Regions from separate parts of the Homo sapiens genome. Here region 2 is linked to region 1. The links are chromatin loops, found by intact Hi-C in ENCODE. Cell type or tissue: PC-9. All regions are shown on one strand. Links, peaks and the distances in the headings refer to the core of each region. The heading gives the core; the rest is flanking DNA. Region 1 overlaps FLNB (filamin B). Region 2 holds the start of LOC105377104 (a long non-coding RNA gene).

What was found. Peaks named below come from ENCODE experiments on the same cell type or tissue, not always from the same donor. Only the 100,000 strongest peaks of a DNase experiment are listed, where the experiment ranks them.
Region 2: it touches region 1 in a loop (4-fold over the local background); 5 of 110 quality-filtered maps call a loop at or near these places.

What each region holds. Positions count from the first base shown.
Region 1 is chr3:58,089,811-58,098,127 of GRCh38, reverse strand. It overlaps FLNB (filamin B), which reads right to left. Exons shown (of 46, transcript NM_001457.4): 5 at 3,174-3,292; 6 at 1,910-1,987; 7 at 151-313. Among named protein-coding and RNA genes, the nearest start is that of FLNB-AS1, 77 kb to the left of the region's middle. In PC-9, for the core only: no CTCF peak of the experiment used is centred there; a DNase peak (open chromatin) is centred at 4,167; H3K27ac peaks cover 3,502 bases.
Region 2 is chr3:57,952,336-57,960,668 of GRCh38, reverse strand. LOC105377104 (a long non-coding RNA gene) reads right to left here and starts at 1,391. Exons shown (of 4, transcript XR_940874.3): 1 at 736-1,391. RefSeq lists enhancers at 335-892, 1,469-2,050. In PC-9, for the core only: no CTCF peak of the experiment used is centred there; DNase peaks (open chromatin) are centred at 1,858 and 4,378; H3K27ac peaks cover 4,216 bases.

The DNA.
Region 1 (8,317 bases), core at 1-8,000:
AATCTAATATAACACATTTGAAAAAATTGTCTTTGTGATTATTTATTTGATTTAAAAGACAAAAGGTCAGGCCTTCAAGTCCCCGAGGATTATATTTCAGCCTCTGGAAGAAAGCGCAAAGGTCAGATCCATGGAGGAGAGGCACGTTACCTGCCGTATAGATGTCAAAGTAGGTGGGCTTATTGGCGATGTTCCCTACAGCTTCCAACCCTGGACCTTTTGCAGTGACTTTACTGGCATCTCCCTGGGCCTTGTCAACACTCACTTCAAATGGGCTCTTGGAGATGTGCTGTCCTGCAAAGAGGACTGTGACCTATAGGTGACAGATAGGTGAGAAATACATAATCACTTCTCTGTGCCCAGCAAGACTGACATCAAGCCACATACATTGATGATCACCTCTCCTACCCTCCCATGATGGCACACACAAGGTGTCTAGAATAAGGAGCCCTGGAACCAAGTTTAACAGCCTGAATGGGACTCCCACCTGGCCCCTTCAGCCATACAGCTGGGTCTGGGACATCACACCTTTAGCAAAATAAAAATGCTGACCTTATATACACTTAGTCTCTTTAATAGGAAACAAACACATTTCAATCTCTGGACATTGAGTCCTTTCGGGGGCTGAATGGGCCACTATCCCTCAGAATAAAATATGCAGTTCCAGGATTTCAAATCCACAGCCAAACTGTTTTTTCAAGGGACGAAAATCATTCTTAGATACATGGATTTGGGACAAAGTAGAATGATTTCCATCTAAAACTTGAGTCACTGTTCTCATCTCTGAAATTTTTGGGGGGTAATTGGGTTGGGTTTCATGTGAACCTATACTTGACTGGAATTAATTAATTACATTATAAATGCTCCCTTCAAGAGCATTTACTCCAAATGCATCATAGTCTAAGAGTCTAAGAGAACGCTAAGGCCATCATTCCAGGTGAATTCACTAAAGCCCAAGGTGGTGAGTACAGTCTGTATTCCAAAGTCTGGGCAGGTACATGATGGGATTGGCCTTTATGTGCTGTTGAGGGCTTTCTTCCAATGAAAAGTGTACTCCTGGGTCACCCCACTCTCCTGCAAGACAGGCTCTCTCAGCCCTTGCCCTATAGGTCACCTGGATGTCATCTCAAACAGAACTCGAAAGGCTGCCAAGACAAAGAGCCTGAGGCCTCAATCCCTATCATTTCTCCAGGTGCTGAGAGGGCCATTTCCCTCTACTATATTCAGCTGAACTACTCCATCCTCAGCCTTCAATGCTGACAGCTCCTCCAGAGCACCTCCAAGGAGAGTTCTTAAGAAAGCATTAAGGACAAAGAGCCAGCAGGGTGTGGTGGCTCATGTCTATAATCCCAGCACTTTGGGAGGCTGAGGCAGGAGGATAGTTTGAGGTCAGGAGTTCAAGAACAGTCTAGGTGACCTGGTGAAACCTGGTCTCTACTAAAAATGCAAAAATTAGCTGGGAGTGGTTGTGGGTGCCTATAATCCCACCTACTTGGGAGGCTGAGGTGAGAGGATCGCTTGAGCCCAGGAGGCGGGGGTTGCAGTGAGCTGAGACCACACCACTGCACTCCAGCTTGGGTGACAGAGCAAGACCCTGTCTCCAAAAAAAGAATCAAGGACAAAGAACCCATCTATAGTGTAGTCACCACAGCATCTACACTCCAGACACACAGCTGCAACCATTAGTTACCTAGATGGAGTTGGAAAAATCTTACGACATTGCAAACAACTCATCCTAGCTAGTAGAGGGAATCCTAGTGATTCCAATTTTCTATCATGAGCATAGATCCTTCTATAATCAGAAAGGAAAATCAGAAATTCACTTAAGAAAAACACTCTTCTTCCTGGGCTATCTTTCTTCTCCTAGCCCCAGAGCAGCCCAAGCCACAGCCATGCTGCTTCATCTTACTTTGTGTAGCCCGGTGACCTTGGGCAGATACTCCACAGAGTATGTCTTGTTCTTGTCACTGTCAGGGGTCACTTGTGCCTAGGAGGGAAGGTGGGCAACAGTTAGAAAAGGTGCCGGGTGTGAGTAAGGAGCATGCTGTGTCAGCAGGGGTTCTGCAGGAGCTGCCAGGTCGGAAACACTGAAGGTGCTGGCGAGCTCCTGTCCCTCTTGCACAACGCCCCTAGAGAGAAACTGCTTGAAGTCACAGAAACAAAACCATGCAGCACAGAGGCATAACAGAGTCAGGACTCTCCAGTGTCCAGTGTCAGGCTGGCACTCTCTAGGTAAGAGAGAATATGAAGCAAGAAACTTAAACCTTTATCCACTCAATAGTTCATTGAAAGCTTATGAAATGCAGGGCCCAGTGTTAGGTACTAAAAATAAAACATGAGCAAGTCAGATACAATCCCTGCCCCGGTGGGGGAAATGGACCATCCATCTGTAAACTTAGAATTGCAAATTATGCTAAATGCCAAGAATAAAATATGGTCCTACGAAAATAAGTGACAGAAAGAACAGCATGTGCAAAGGCTCTGAGGGAGGAACCAAAGAATGGCCAATGTGGGAAGAGAGCAGGGCAAGACTCTTATTATTCTGGCCATCAGTATATAAAACCTCAACTGAGGCTGGGCACGGTGGCTCACACCTGTAATCCCAGCAGTTTGGGAGGCAGAGGCAGGTGGATCACCTGAGGTCAGGAGTTCAAGACCAGCCTGGCCAATGTGGTGAAACCCTGTCTCTACTAAAAATACAAAAATTAGCCAGGCGTGGTGGCAGGTCCCTGTAATCCCAGTTACTTGGGTTACAAAAATTAGCCGGGCTGAGGCAGGAGAATCGCCTGAACCCAGTAGGTGAATGTTGCCGTGAGCCAAGATTGTGCCACTGCACTCCAACCCGGGCAACAGGAGTGAAACTCTGTCTCAATAAATAAATAAATAAATAAATAAATACATACATAAACCTCAACTGACAAGGCACCTTTGCTAAATCCAAAGTATCCTTTATTTCATTAAACACTGTGTCCCTGGCAATCAATTTAAATTTGATTTCAAGGCTCACCTCTTGGGCAGGTTACTTTAACAGCTATAAGCCTCAGTATCCTTTTGGTAAAAAACACTTTTGGTTGTGAGCTGAAATGAAAATGGAGGCACAGTCCCTGGCCGCATTACAAGCCCCAAAAGCTCCATGAGGTGCTGGAAAGGAGAGGCAGCATCCTCCAACATACCTCCTCTTTGTTCCCTTCTGGGTCCTCAACAAACACCATCACGTCTCCTTGCCCGGCGCTGATGGTGTCCACAGTGAACTTGGCTGGCTGCTTCACCATGTTTCCAGTGGGCTCGATTCCTGCCACAGGTTTACACAGACATGTTAGAAGCCAGGCGAGGGTGTGTCATGAGCCATCGCCCACTGCATCTCTTTCAGGGAACTGAGAGATGGGACCCAGCCCTGCAGATCCCATGTGGGAAATGGGGACAAACTGCCTTGACAAGGAAAATCAGGCAGGTCGAAAGCCTTAATTTTGCCCATGTTATTGAAGTAATATCCAATTTTGATATTCAGAGAACCTCAGTCAGGAGTCTATATAAAATTGTGGAAATAATGTGGTTAATAAGTAGTAGCAGAGCTTGCCTTGATGGAAGCAACACAGCAGGGAGGAGCGAAGCTTATTTCTCATTAAACAGCATTTATTGTATTGCCTGACATTTTTAAAAATTATATTCAATCATTTTTTTAATTAACCTTTTTATTTTAAGATGATCGAGCAAATTCATCGAGACAGATTTTACCTGTAGGTGTAAGAAACAATGCCCTTGCTGGGAGCGGTGGCTCATGCCTGTAATCCCAGCACTTTGGGAGGCTGAGGCAGGTGGATCACCTGAAGTCAGGCGTTCAAGACCAGCCTGGCCAACATGGTGAAACCCTGTCTCTACTAAAAATACAACGTGGTGGCACATGCCTGTAATCCCAGCTACTTGGGAGGCTGAGGCAGGAGAATTGCTTGAACCAGGGAGGTGGAGGTTGCAGTGAGCCCAGATCGCATCCTAGGCGGCAGAGCATGACTCCATCTCAAAATAGTTTCCCCAGTGGTAACACGGTAAAAAGCTATGACTCAATCTCACAACCAGGGTATTGACGTTGATACAATCAAAATAGAGAACATTCCCTTTAGCACAGGGAGCCCTCCTGCTGCCCTTGCATAACCACACCCACACTCTCCTTAGCCCTGATAACCACTAACCCGTTCTCCACACTGTAATTTTATTATTTCGGTAACGTCACATCAATGGAATCATAACTATGTAACCTTTTAGGAGTGGCCTTTTTCACTACATATAATTGTCTACAGGTTCACCCAGGTTGTTGCTTCTGTCAATGGTTTTTTTCCTTTTTATTGCTGAGTAGCTAATATTCCATGGTATAGATGTACCACAGTTTAACCATTCGCCCACTGAAGAACATCTGGGTTGTTTCTAGTTGTCTCTTACCAATAAAGCTGCTGTAAACATCTGTGCATAGGGGTGTGTGTGTGTGTGTGTGTGTGTGTGAACATAAGTATAAAATAGTAAGAAATTATATATATAGGTCTCTGCCCCTGGTTCCAGAGTTCCTAAACCCCTTGGAATGTCCTTGGTGACAAGAGCATCTTCTGTTCTAATCAGGCAACTCTTAGTGGGCTCCCGGATAGCTTTCAAGATGTGGCTAATCAACAGAAAGACCAAGTCATGATCAGAAGCTTAGAACTTTCGGCCCCACTCCCCATCCTACAGGGAAGGGAGAGGAACTGTAGTCTCAGTTAATGTCAATCACGCCTACGTGACTTAGCCTCCACATCCCTGAAGTATGGAGTTTAGAGAGCTTCTGGGTTGGTGAACACATCCATGTGCCAAGAGGATGGCCCACCCCAACTTCATGGGGACAGACGCTCCTGTGTTCAAAACGCCTCTAAACTTTGCCCCGTGCACCTCTTCATCTGGGGCATCATCTGTATCCTCTATCATATCCTTCACTACACAACTGCTAAAGGTAAGTGTTTCCCTGAGTTCTGTGAGCCACTCTAGCAAATAACATAACATGAGGAAGGGGTAATGGGACCTTCTGATTTGTAGCAAACCTGGACAGAAGCTGTGGGTTACCTGAGGACCCACCACTTCTGACTGGCCTCTGAAGTCAGGGGCAGTTTTGAGGGACCGAGCCCTTAATGGCGTCTGCACTAACTTCAGGTAGATAGTGTCAGAATTGAAGGGAATTGATTATAGGACACCTACTTGTTGTCCACATAAAATTGGAGAACTTGTCAGTATGGGGGACAGAAATCCATAGATTTTGGTGACCGGAAGCGAAATACTGAGAGGAGTAGTAGAGAAGATGAGAAAAGTTTTTTTTCTTTAGCTGTGAGACTATAGAAGGAAAAACAGTGGCTCTCATATACAGTAAGTTTTCATTCCTCTGGGATAAATGCCAAGGAGTGCAATTGTTGGGCCATATGGTAGTTGCATGTACTGTTTTTTGAGGTTTTGTTTTTGTTTTTGTTTTGAGACCAAGTCTCACTCTGTAGCCCAGGCTGGAGCACAGTGGCACAATTACGGCTCACTGCAACCTCGACCTCCCAGGCTCAGGCAATCCTCCTGCCTCAATCTCCTGAGTAGCTGGGACCACAGGTGCATACCACCACACCTGTATAATTTTTAAAAATTATTTGTAGAGATGCAATCTCCCTATGTTGCCCAGGCTGGTCTCAAACTCCTGGGCTCAAGTGATCCTCCAGCCTCAGCCTCCCAAAGTGCTGGGATTACAGAAGGGAGTCACTGTGCCCAGCCTATTTCTTTATTAAGAAACTACCAAACAGTGTTCCAAAGTAGCTACACCATTTTACATTCCCACCAGCAATGTATGAGTGAGTGATCCAGATTCAGTTTCTCTCCATCCGTTCTGCATTTAGTGTTATCAGTATTAATATTTTTTATTTTAGCCGTTCTGATAGTGTGTACTAGGATTAATTCGCATTTTTCTCATGGTTAATGATACTGAACAAATTTCGATGTGTTTTTTTGTCATATGGACGTTCTCTTCAGCAGAAACTGTTTATGTCTTTTGCCCATTTTCTTATTGGGTTGTTTGGTTAAATGTTTGTCTGTTTTTTAACGACTAAGACTTGAGAGTTCTTTCTACATGTTCTAGATACTAGTGTTCTGTTGGACATATGGTTTGCAAATTTTTTCTCCCAGTCTTTAGCCTGTATATTCATCCTCTTAACTGTAAAAAGTTTTAAATTGTTTGTAAAAGTAAAATCCAGCCCCCAGATCCCAGTCTCAGCAACATTTTGAGTTCTGTTTGAGACGGTGTCCGGGTGGCTTTTATAGTGTGAGGGCTAAGACAGCTTGTCTTGCAGGACAGTAGGTGACCCAGGAGTGCACCCTTCAATGCAGGAAAACCCTCAACAGCACATAAAGGCCAACCACCATGTACCATGTTGAGTCTTTGAGACAGACCATCCTTCTTAAAACATTAAAAAGTTTTTAATTTTGATGAAATCCAACTTATTTTTTTTTAATGGATCATGTTTTTGGTGTCAAATCTGAGAACTATTTGCCTAGCTCTAGATCTCAAAGATTCTCTTCTATGTTTTTTTCTCAAAGTTTTATAGTTATATGGGTTTTTTGTTTTTTGGTTTGGGGTTTGCTTTTGTTTTGTTTTGCCTAGGGATGTTCAATTTCTCTGCCACCATGTGCCGAAAAGGTTTTTTCCCCCAATGACTTATCTTTGCACCTTTGTCAATAATCAGTTGTGCATATTTGTGTGGGGCTGCAATTCTGTTTCACTGATCTATAATGTCTATCCTTTGACCAATACTACAAAATCTGGACTTCTGTAGCTATACAGCAAGTCTTGAAATCAGGAAGGCTGATTCCTCCATGTTGTACTTCTTTCTCAAAATTGTTTTTGCTACTTTAATTCCTTTGCCTTTTCATATAGGTTTTAAAATAATAATCTTGCTATCTGCAAAAACTCTTGCTGGGATTTTGACAGCAATTGCATCAAACCTGAATGACAATTTGAGGAGAGGTGGTATCTTTACTATTTGACTTTTTTTTTTTTTTTTTGAGACGGAGTCTCGCTCTGTCGCCCAGGCTACAGTGCGGTGGCACAATCTTGGCTCACTGCAAGCTCTGCCTCCCGGGTTCATGCCATTCTCCTGCCTCAGCCTCCCGAGTAGCTGGGACTACAGGCACCCACCACCACGCCCAGCTAATTTTTTGTATTTTTAGTAGAGACAGGGTTTCACCGTGTTAGCCAGGATGGTCTTGATCTCCTGACCTCATGATCCGCCCATCGCCCACCTCGGCCTCCCAAAGTGCTGGGATTACAGGCGTGAGCCACCGAGCCAGGCTGTTGACTGATTTTCTAATAGTGAACGAGGCCTTGCATCCCTGCAATAAACCCCACTTGGTTATAATGCATACTTCTTCATTATATACAGCTCAATTTTATTTGCTAATATAGTCATTTGCTAAATAATGAAGTTTCAGTCAAAAATAGTCCACACATACAATGATGGTCCCGTAAGATTATAAATAGAGCCAAAAAATTCCTGTTGCCTACTGACGTCACAGTAACGCATCGCATTACTCATGTATTTGTGATGATGCTGGTATAAACAAACCCACTGGGCTACCGGCCATAGAAACATATATAGCACAGACAATTATGTTCAATACATAATACTTGATGATAAATGACAATGCTACTGGTTTATGTATTTAATATGCTATACTTTTTATCATTATATTTTAGAGTGGGCATCTTCTATTTAAAAATTAAGTTAACTGTAAAGCAGCCTCAAGCAAGTCCTTCAGGAAATATTCTAGAAGAAGGCATTGTTATTATAGGAGACGGCGGTTCCACACATTACTGCTCTTGACGACCTACCAGTGGGACAGTGGGACAGGATTTGGAGGTGGAAGATAGTGATAATGATGATCCTGACCCTGTGTAAGTCTAGACTAATGTGTGTGTTTAAAAAAAAAAAAAAGTTTTAAAAGTACAAAAATGAAAAGTTTTAAACACAGAAAAAAGCTTACAGAGGCCGGGTCCAGTGGCTCACACCTGTAATCCCAGCACTTTGGATCACCTAAGGTGGATTACCGAGGTGGATCACCTAAGGTCAGGAGTTCAAGACCAGCCAGGCCAACAGGGTGAAACTACGTCTCTACTAAAAATAAAAAAATTAGCCAGAAGTGGTGGTGGGCACCTGTAAGCCCAGCTACTAGGGAGGCTGAGGCAGGAGAATAGCTTGAACCCAGGAGGCAGAGGTTGCAGTAAGCCAAGATCACTCCACTGTACTCTAGCCTGGGTGACAAGAGCAAAACT
Region 2 (8,333 bases), core at 30-8,029, 140 kb after region 1:
CTCAGCAAATAATTATCAGCCCCAAATATCAATAGTGCTGAGGTTCAAAACCCCTGACCTAAACTAAGACACTGAGTGGCTCCTTCTTGGTGATGACCCTCTAGCATCCTTGGCCTGACAAGAATGGCCTAGCAAAGCCTGGGTGTGGAAAGACTGGCTGGGTGAGGAGCTAGCCCCCGGGTGGCTGGGGTCTCATGGCTTTTGCCTGCCTCCACCTCTTCCTCTTCCATCTCCACCTAATCCATGTGGGGCTGCTGGCTCGCCCCACAGCAAGATCCACTGAGAGGGTAGGCAGGCTATGCTGGCTTGGCCGATAGCAAACTCCCTCTCCAGACCATGGTGACTGGTTCAGGGATGGCAGGTGACTCAAAACAAACCAATCAGGATTTTCTCTGAGACTTCTCAGCCAGAGACTCTTTCCACTAGGGCCAGAGCTGGTGAGATGTGAACTTGGGGAGTCTAGTGGACACCTTGGTAGCCGTGGAAGAAGCAACATCCAAGCTGACTGATCAGTGCTGAAAGGGCAGAGTCCTGCTGATACGTGGCTCAGCGACACGAGCCAGAAACTTCCCTTTTTTGGAATTGCTTTGCTGTCTTGACTAATAGGGTCTCTCCCACTGGGCTGGGAATTTCCTGTTCTTTTCTCTTATCCCGGAGCACCACGCCCTGCTCCCCATTTAAGAGCCTGGAAGAGGAGCCCGCCCAACTGCTCATTTATGAACTCAGGTTACTCACTTCATAACCGGCTGTGGAGAACACCTGATCCAGTCTCTCGTCCCATCACGCAGGTGATGGAACTGTGGCTGGGGAGGAACCATTTTCATCTTGGTAGAATCTCTTGGGCAGTGGTTGGCTCGGGCTCCTTTGAGCGCCCGATGTAAGCTCTGCACAGCAGCCAGGGGACCCACAACCCTCCTGACGCCACCCCGTCTGGCCCTGTTCTCTCTCTCTTTTGGCTTTTCAAGGGAGTGAATTATGATTTTGGACTGGGCTCGAATCCTGATCTGTTGCTTCCTAGCTGAGTGAACCTGAGCAATTTACTTCCTCTCTCTGAGTCTCAGTTTCCTCTTCTGCAAAATGTGGACAGTGAATAACACCCACGATGAGCCCTGAGGGCCGTTGTTACTGGGGTGAAGATGAAAGGAGATGGTGTAGGCAAAGCACTCATTCTAGTGTCTCGCACATTTGGGGAATAATATATTCTGGAAGTGTTTTCTGCTTGAAAAGTAAAGAAAGAGGAGACGCCCTGGGGTGAGGAATCCTCCCTCTGTGGCCAGCTGTCAGGAGGCGGATGTGGAGGCTGGACACACTCCCACGGTGGCCTCCCAGCGGCTGGCCTGTCGGTGATGGGTGGTGCAGGGCCTGGTGTTTGGGGGCTCCCCCAGGCACACCCAGCCCCCCACCCTGGTGAATCAACCACACTGCTTAAGCCACAGCAAAACCAAGTCACTTCCTGGCGGTCCCAAACAAAGGCCTAGAACCCACAGTCCAGGAACTGGCCCCTTATCGCTCCTCAGGCCCGATAAGAAGGGCAAGAGGGTCTGAGTCGGCCAGGAGTAGCTCTTGCAGGACTCTCCCCTGGCCTTCTACCTGCACCTTAGCCCACCCTGGGGGTTCAGGCCCTCCCCTTCTCATGGCGCCCCCACAGGCATGCTGTCCCGTGTGCCCACCATGCAGCCCCTGCACCATCTCCAGAAGAAACCAGTTAAAGACTGCCAGGAGCAGCAGGCCATGAAGTGGGCACTCCCCAGAGCTTATCAGATAGGCAGGCTCTTCTGGGCCCCAGGAAGTGGGGCAGGGGACAGAAAAAGAATGAGGAAGGAGGGACAGAGAAAAGGTGAAAGGAGGGTTGGTGCCACGCCCTCCCCTGGAGGCCCCACAGAAGGAGGTCCAGTTGCAGCCTCCTGGCTGGTCCCCTGTCCTCCCACTCAACACCACTGGGAGCTGACCATCCTCCACCCCATAGCTACAGCCACTCTTTTTTTTTTTTTCCTTTTCTTTTTTGAGACGGAGTCTCGCTCTATCACCCAGGTTGGAGTGCAGTGGCGCCCACGCCCAGCCGAGCCACCTTCTTTTAAGCCACATCTGCTTGTCCCACCCTTGTTCAGAACCCTACTGTGAGGCTGGGTGCGGTGGCTCACGCCTGTAATCCTAGCACTTTGGGAGGCTGAGGCAGGTAGATCATTTGAGTTCAGGAGTTCGAGACCAGCCTGGCCAACATGGTGAAACCCTGTCTCTACTAAAAATACAAAAATTAGCCAGACATGGTGGCAAGTGCCTGTAATCCCAGCTACTAGGGAGGCTGAGGCAGCAGAATCGTTTGAACCTGGAGGTGGGGGTTGTAGTGAGCCAAGATTGTGCCACTGCGCTCCAGCCTGGGCAACAGAGCGAGACTTTATCCCCACCACCTGGCCAGGTGTCTTACTCTATTGGGGCTGCTATATAACAATAGAACATAAACTGGGAGGCTTACAAACAATAGAAATTTATTTCTTACAGTTCTGGAGGCTAGAAATCCAAGACTAAGGTCCCAGCAGATTCTATGTCTGGTGAGGGCCCTTCCTCATAGGCAGTACCAGCTTGCCATGTCCTCACAGGTGGAAGAGGCTGCTAGCTCTCTGAACATGATAAGGGCACTAATCCCATCCATGAGGGCTCCACCCTTATGACCTAATCACTTCCCAAAGGCCCTACCTTCTAATACCATCTCCTTGGGGCTTAGGGTAGGAATTTTGTGGGGACACAAACGTTCAGATTATAGCACCAGATTTTCTTCTTTTCTAATTTTTTTTTTTGAGATGGGGTCTTGCTCTCTTGCTCAGACTGAAGTACAGTGGCAAAATCACAGCTCACTGCAGCCTCAACCTCCCAGGCTCAAGGGATCCTCCCACCTCTGCCTCCTGAGTAGCTGGAACCACAGGTGGACACCACTACACCTGGCTAATACATATATATATATTTTTTTTTTTTTTTTTTTTTGGCTCACTACAGCCTCCACCTCCTGGGTTCAGGTGATTTTCTTGCCTCAGCCTCCCAAGTAGCAGGGATTACAGGCACATGCCACCACACCTCGCTAATTTTTGTATTTTTAGTAGAGACAGGGTTTCACCATGTTGGCCAGGCTGGTTGGTCTCGAGCTCCTGACCTCCAGTGATCCACCCACCTCAGTCTCCCAAAGTGTCGGCTAATTTTTAAAAATTTTTTTGTAGAGATGGGGGTCTCACTATGTTGCCCAGACTAATCTCAAACTCCTGGGCTCAAGTGATCCTACTGTCTCAGCCTCCAAAATGCTGGGACTAGAGGAATGAACCACCACGCTAGGCCAGCAAGTGGTCTTCTGACTCCCAAGGCCTCATTCCTTCCATGCTCCTAAATGGAGCTACTCACAGTCCCTGGGTCTCAAGCCTCTGGGTCTCTGCTGCTGGGACCCAGAAGAAGGTGAGTCTCAGCACTTGCTGGGTGAGTGGGTGGAAGTTTGCAGGAAGTCTTCCTGGAGGAGTGGCATTTTAGTTATCCTGGTGTTCTGACCCGATTGGGAGAGGCAGAAGAAAAGAAGGTCAGGTGATTCCCAAATAAGCCAATTTGCCCAGCTCTCACCTGAGCAAGGTGACTGGCCTCTTTGCAGGCAGGGAGGTCTAGTGGAAAGAGCAGGAAGCTCAGTGCTTACCAGCTACGTTACCTTGAACAAATGTCTCTCTGTGTGTGAGCCTCTGTTTCCTCCTCTGTAAAATGGGCTAAGGCTGCCCATCAGGGCTGCATACATTTATGCAAAGTGTGTAAATGCCCAGCAGGTGCTCCATCCATTCCATCCAAGATGGGAGTTTTCTCCAGGGCAGTGTCTTGGCTGCTTCCCTGGTCTAGGTCAAAGAAAGGGCCAGGATTGGAGAAAATGAAGCTAGGCCAATCCGGATTTTCCAGCTGTTCCTGGCTGCTCCATGTGGCTGGAGGAAGGAAATTCTCTGTACAAAGACAGGAAGGCAGAGGTGCTCCTGTGGCAAAGACAAAGCTCACAGTGGTGCCTGGTATGACCTGAAGGTCCAATGCACCTTTGGAGCCGGGCACAGAAACCACAGCAGAGGCTCCATCACCCTGGCATCCCTCATCTCCTCCAAAAGCATCGGGGTATCACAGATGGGGAAACCAAGGCCCAAAGAGGATATGAATCTACCCTAGGTCACATAAAGGCCATGGCTTCCAATTCAGCTCCCCTACCTCTTCTTTTTCAAGTTCAGAATCACTGAGGATGTCCTATAAAGTACCTAAAAGACAGTAATCTCTCACTGATTGTGGTTTTAAGAGAATTCATTTTATATGTACAGTCATGCATTGCTTAACAACAAGGATAAATTCTGAGAAATGTGTCATTAGGTGATTTCACCATTGTGTGAACATCATAGAGGGCACTTACACAAACCTAGATGGTCTAGCCTACTACACCCCTAGGCTAAATGGTGTAGTCTATTTCTCCTAGGCTACAGATCTGTATAGCATGTTACTGTACTGGATACTGTAGGCAACTGTAACACAATGGTAAGTAATTGTATATTTAAACATCTAAACATAGAAAGGGTAAAATAAAAATATAGTATTATAATTTTGTGGGATCACCGTGGCAGGTGAGATATGTCGTCAACTGAAACATTTTTTTGTTGTTGTTTGTTTGTTTGTTTGTTTTTTAGTAGAGATGGGGTTTCATCATGTTGGCCAGGCTGGTCTTGAACTCCTGGCCTCAAGTGATCCTCTAGCCTCGGCCTCCCAGAGTGCTGGGATTACAGGCATCAGCCACTGTGCTGGCTCCATTTTTTTTTTCTTTTTTTTTTTGGAGACGGGTTTCACTCTTGTCACCCAGGCTGGAGTGCAGTGGTGCAATCTTGGCTCACTGAAACCTCCGCCTCCCGGGTTCAAGCGATTCTCCTGCCTCAGCCTCCCAAGTAGCTGGGATTACAGGCATGCACCACCATGCCTGGCTACTTTTTGTATTTTTAGTAGAGATGAGGTTTCACCATGTTGCCCAGGCTGGTCTCAAACTCCTGACCTCAAGTGATCTGCTGGCTTTGGCCTCCCAAAGTGTTGGGATTACAGGCATGAGCCACTGTGCCCAGCCTGTTTTGTTTGGTTTGGTTTGTTTTTTTGTTTTTTTGAGACGGAGTCTCACTGTCTCCCAGGCTGGAGTACAGTGGCACTATGTTGGCTCACTGCAACCTCAGAATCCTTGGTTCAAGCAATTCTCCTGCCTCAGCCTCCCAAGTAGCTGAGATTACAGGCACCTGCCACCATGCCCGGCTAATTTTTGTATTTTTAGTAGAGGCAGGGTTTTACCATCTTAGCCAGGCTGGTCTCTAACTCCTGGTCTCAAGTGATCCACCAGCCTCAGCCTCCAAAATTGCTGGGATTACAGGTGTGAACCACTGCGCTGTCTGAAACATTGTTATATGGCACATAACTGCATATGTACATTTTTTTAATCTTTATTTTTTGAGACAGTCTCACTCTGTCACCCAGGCTGGACTGCAGCAGCACCATCCTGGCTCACTTGCAATCTCTGCCTCCCAGGTTCAAGCGATTCTCCTGCCTCAGCCTCTGAGTAACTAGGATTATAGGTGTGCACCACCACATCCGGCTAATTTTTGTATTTTCAGTAGAGATGGAGTTTCACCGTGTTGGCCAGGCTGGTCTGGAATTTCTGAGTTCAAATGATCTGCCCAACTTGGCCTCCCAAAGTGCTGGGATTACAGGTGTGAGCCACTGCACAATCACAGCTAACTACAGCCTCAAACTCCTGGGCTCAAGCCATTCTCCTGCCTCAGGCCCACAAGTAGCTGGGACTACAGGCATTCACCACTACACCCGGCTATATATATTTTTTAATCTTTTGTAGAGATGGGGTTTTGCCATATTGCCCAGGCTGGTCTGAAACTCCTGGGCTCAAGTGATCCACCCGCCTCAGCCTCCCAAAGTTCTGGGATTACAAGTTCAATCCACTGTGCCCCAACTATATACGTTTTAAGTAGCTTTATTGAAGAATCATTTGCATGCCATACGATTCACCCATAATAAGTGTATTGTTCAACAAGTTTTAGTAAATTTACACACTAGTGCAACCACCACTACAAACTAGTTTTCAAACATGTCCATTTTGTCATTTGCCCATCTGCAGTCAACCCCAGCTCCAGGCAAACAATGGTCTGCTTTTTGTCTCCATAATTATGCCTTTCCTAGAAATCTCCACTCCCTTAAAGAAAAGCAAAAGCAACAAAACAAAACAAAACAGAAAGATGGCCAGGTGTGGTGGCTCACACCTGTAATCCCAGCACTTTGGGAGGCCAATGTGAGCAGATCACCTGACGTTAGGAGTTTGAGACCAGCCTGGACAACATGGTGAAACCCCACCTCTACAAAAATACAAAAATTAGCCAAGCGTGATGGTGGGCGCCTGTAATTCCAGCTACTCAGGAGGCTGAGGCAGAATAATTGCCTGAGCCCTGGAGGTGGAGGTTGCAGTGAGCGGAGATGGTGCTGCTGTGGTCCAGCCTGGGTGACAGAGCAAGACTGTCTCAAAAAAATAAAGATAAAAAAATAAGTAAAACATACATATACAGTTATGTGCCATATAACAATGTTTCAGGCCGGGCACGGTGGCTCATGCCTGTAATCCCAGCACTTTGGGAGGCCGAGGCAGGTGGATCACTTGAGGCCAGGAGTTCAAGACCAGCCTGGCCAACACGGTGAAACCCCGTGGAGACTTCATCAAAACAAAACAAAACAAAACAAAAAACAAAAAGAAGCCTTGTTCTCTTCCAGGCCTGAAAAGGGGAAGACTCAAAGTCAGGGAGGGTGTGTCTGAAAAGGGGCCTAGAGAGTCCGGGCCTGACCCCTCCTGGTTCAACGCAGAGCACTCTCAGATGCACTTAGGGTCAGGCTTGGGCAGGGAATGGCTGCAGCGGTCCCACCAGCCTCTACCTTTATTCTACAGACAATAATGTCAAAAGCAGCTGCAGCAGCAGCAACAGTCACCACTCAGGGCCTGGCCTGGCCTGGCCAGGCCATGTGCGGTCCACCTGAGAATGGAGAAGTCTGGACGCAGATGACAGGAGCCCCTCGCTTCCCAAAGATCAACGTGCAAGGCACTTCCTAAGTGCTGACAGTCTTGCTCCACCCAGCAGGGATGTGGAAGGCCAGACCTGGTGTCTGCTTAGGCCTCTAACCTCAGGGAGGCCTTCTGTTTCTCACCAAGCCAGCTCTAGTTCTAGCTGGAAAGGCTGTTGTTCCCAACTTTTGTTTCTGGGCCTCTAACTGCCCTGTCAAGCTTACCCTGGGTTATGAGTGTTCATAAAGGAAACTGCCACCTGCGTCAACTCAAAAGTGACTGAGAAATTACCTTCCAAACTAGACCCAGGATGAGGAGCTAGGAAAGAGCTCATTCACAAAAGCAGGGCAAGTTGGGAAGTGGGGACAGGAAGCAGGGCTGGCCTCTGCCTACAAGTCACCTGGGCATGTGACCATCAGAGAGGCTTCCTTTATCCTAATCAGGAACTGCCCTTGCCCTGTTTTCTGGGGACTGGAAATTTTCCAGCGTGTCCATCAGGAACAGCCTATCTCACCAAAAAAGCGGCAAAGCTGTGTCTGCAGGTGAGAGTGATTCGGATAATCATCATCATCGTCAGCAGGAAACATTTATTCAGAGCTTCCCATATGCTGCTCTAAGCACTCTCTGATAGGCTGTGTACCATTATCACCCCCATTTCACAGATGAGGTAACTGAGGCCCAGAGAGGTGAAGAAATGTCAGGAGTCACACACAGTGGCGGACAGAATTGGGAACTGAATCCTGGAAGTTGATTCCAAGGTCTCTCTTTATACCCTACATGGTACTGACTTCGGAGGTGGAGATGCCCTGTCTTTCACTGAGCCTTCACTGGCTGACACTGAATCCCAGAATGCTGGGGACAGATCAAAGCTGACATCAACGTTGCCTGTTGCTCTGTTCTTTCCAGCACCCCAAATGCCCCTATCAAGCCAGGGGTCTGTGGTGCTGAGTAATGAGAAATGAGTTTGGTAATGTAGGTGTTAAAAGTTGAGTTGTGTCCCCAGCAAAAAGATATGTTTAAGTCCTAATTCCCCAGTACCTGAGAATGTGACTTTATTTGGAAATAGAGACTTTGCAGATGTAATCAAGTTAAAATGAGGTCATACTAGATTAAGATGGCTCTAAATCCAATCACTGGTGTCCTTATAAGGAGAGAGTTGGAGCCTACAGATACACAAGGAAGATGGCCATGTGACCACAGAGGCGGAGACTGGAGTGATGCTGCTGCAGGCCAAGAATGCCGAGGA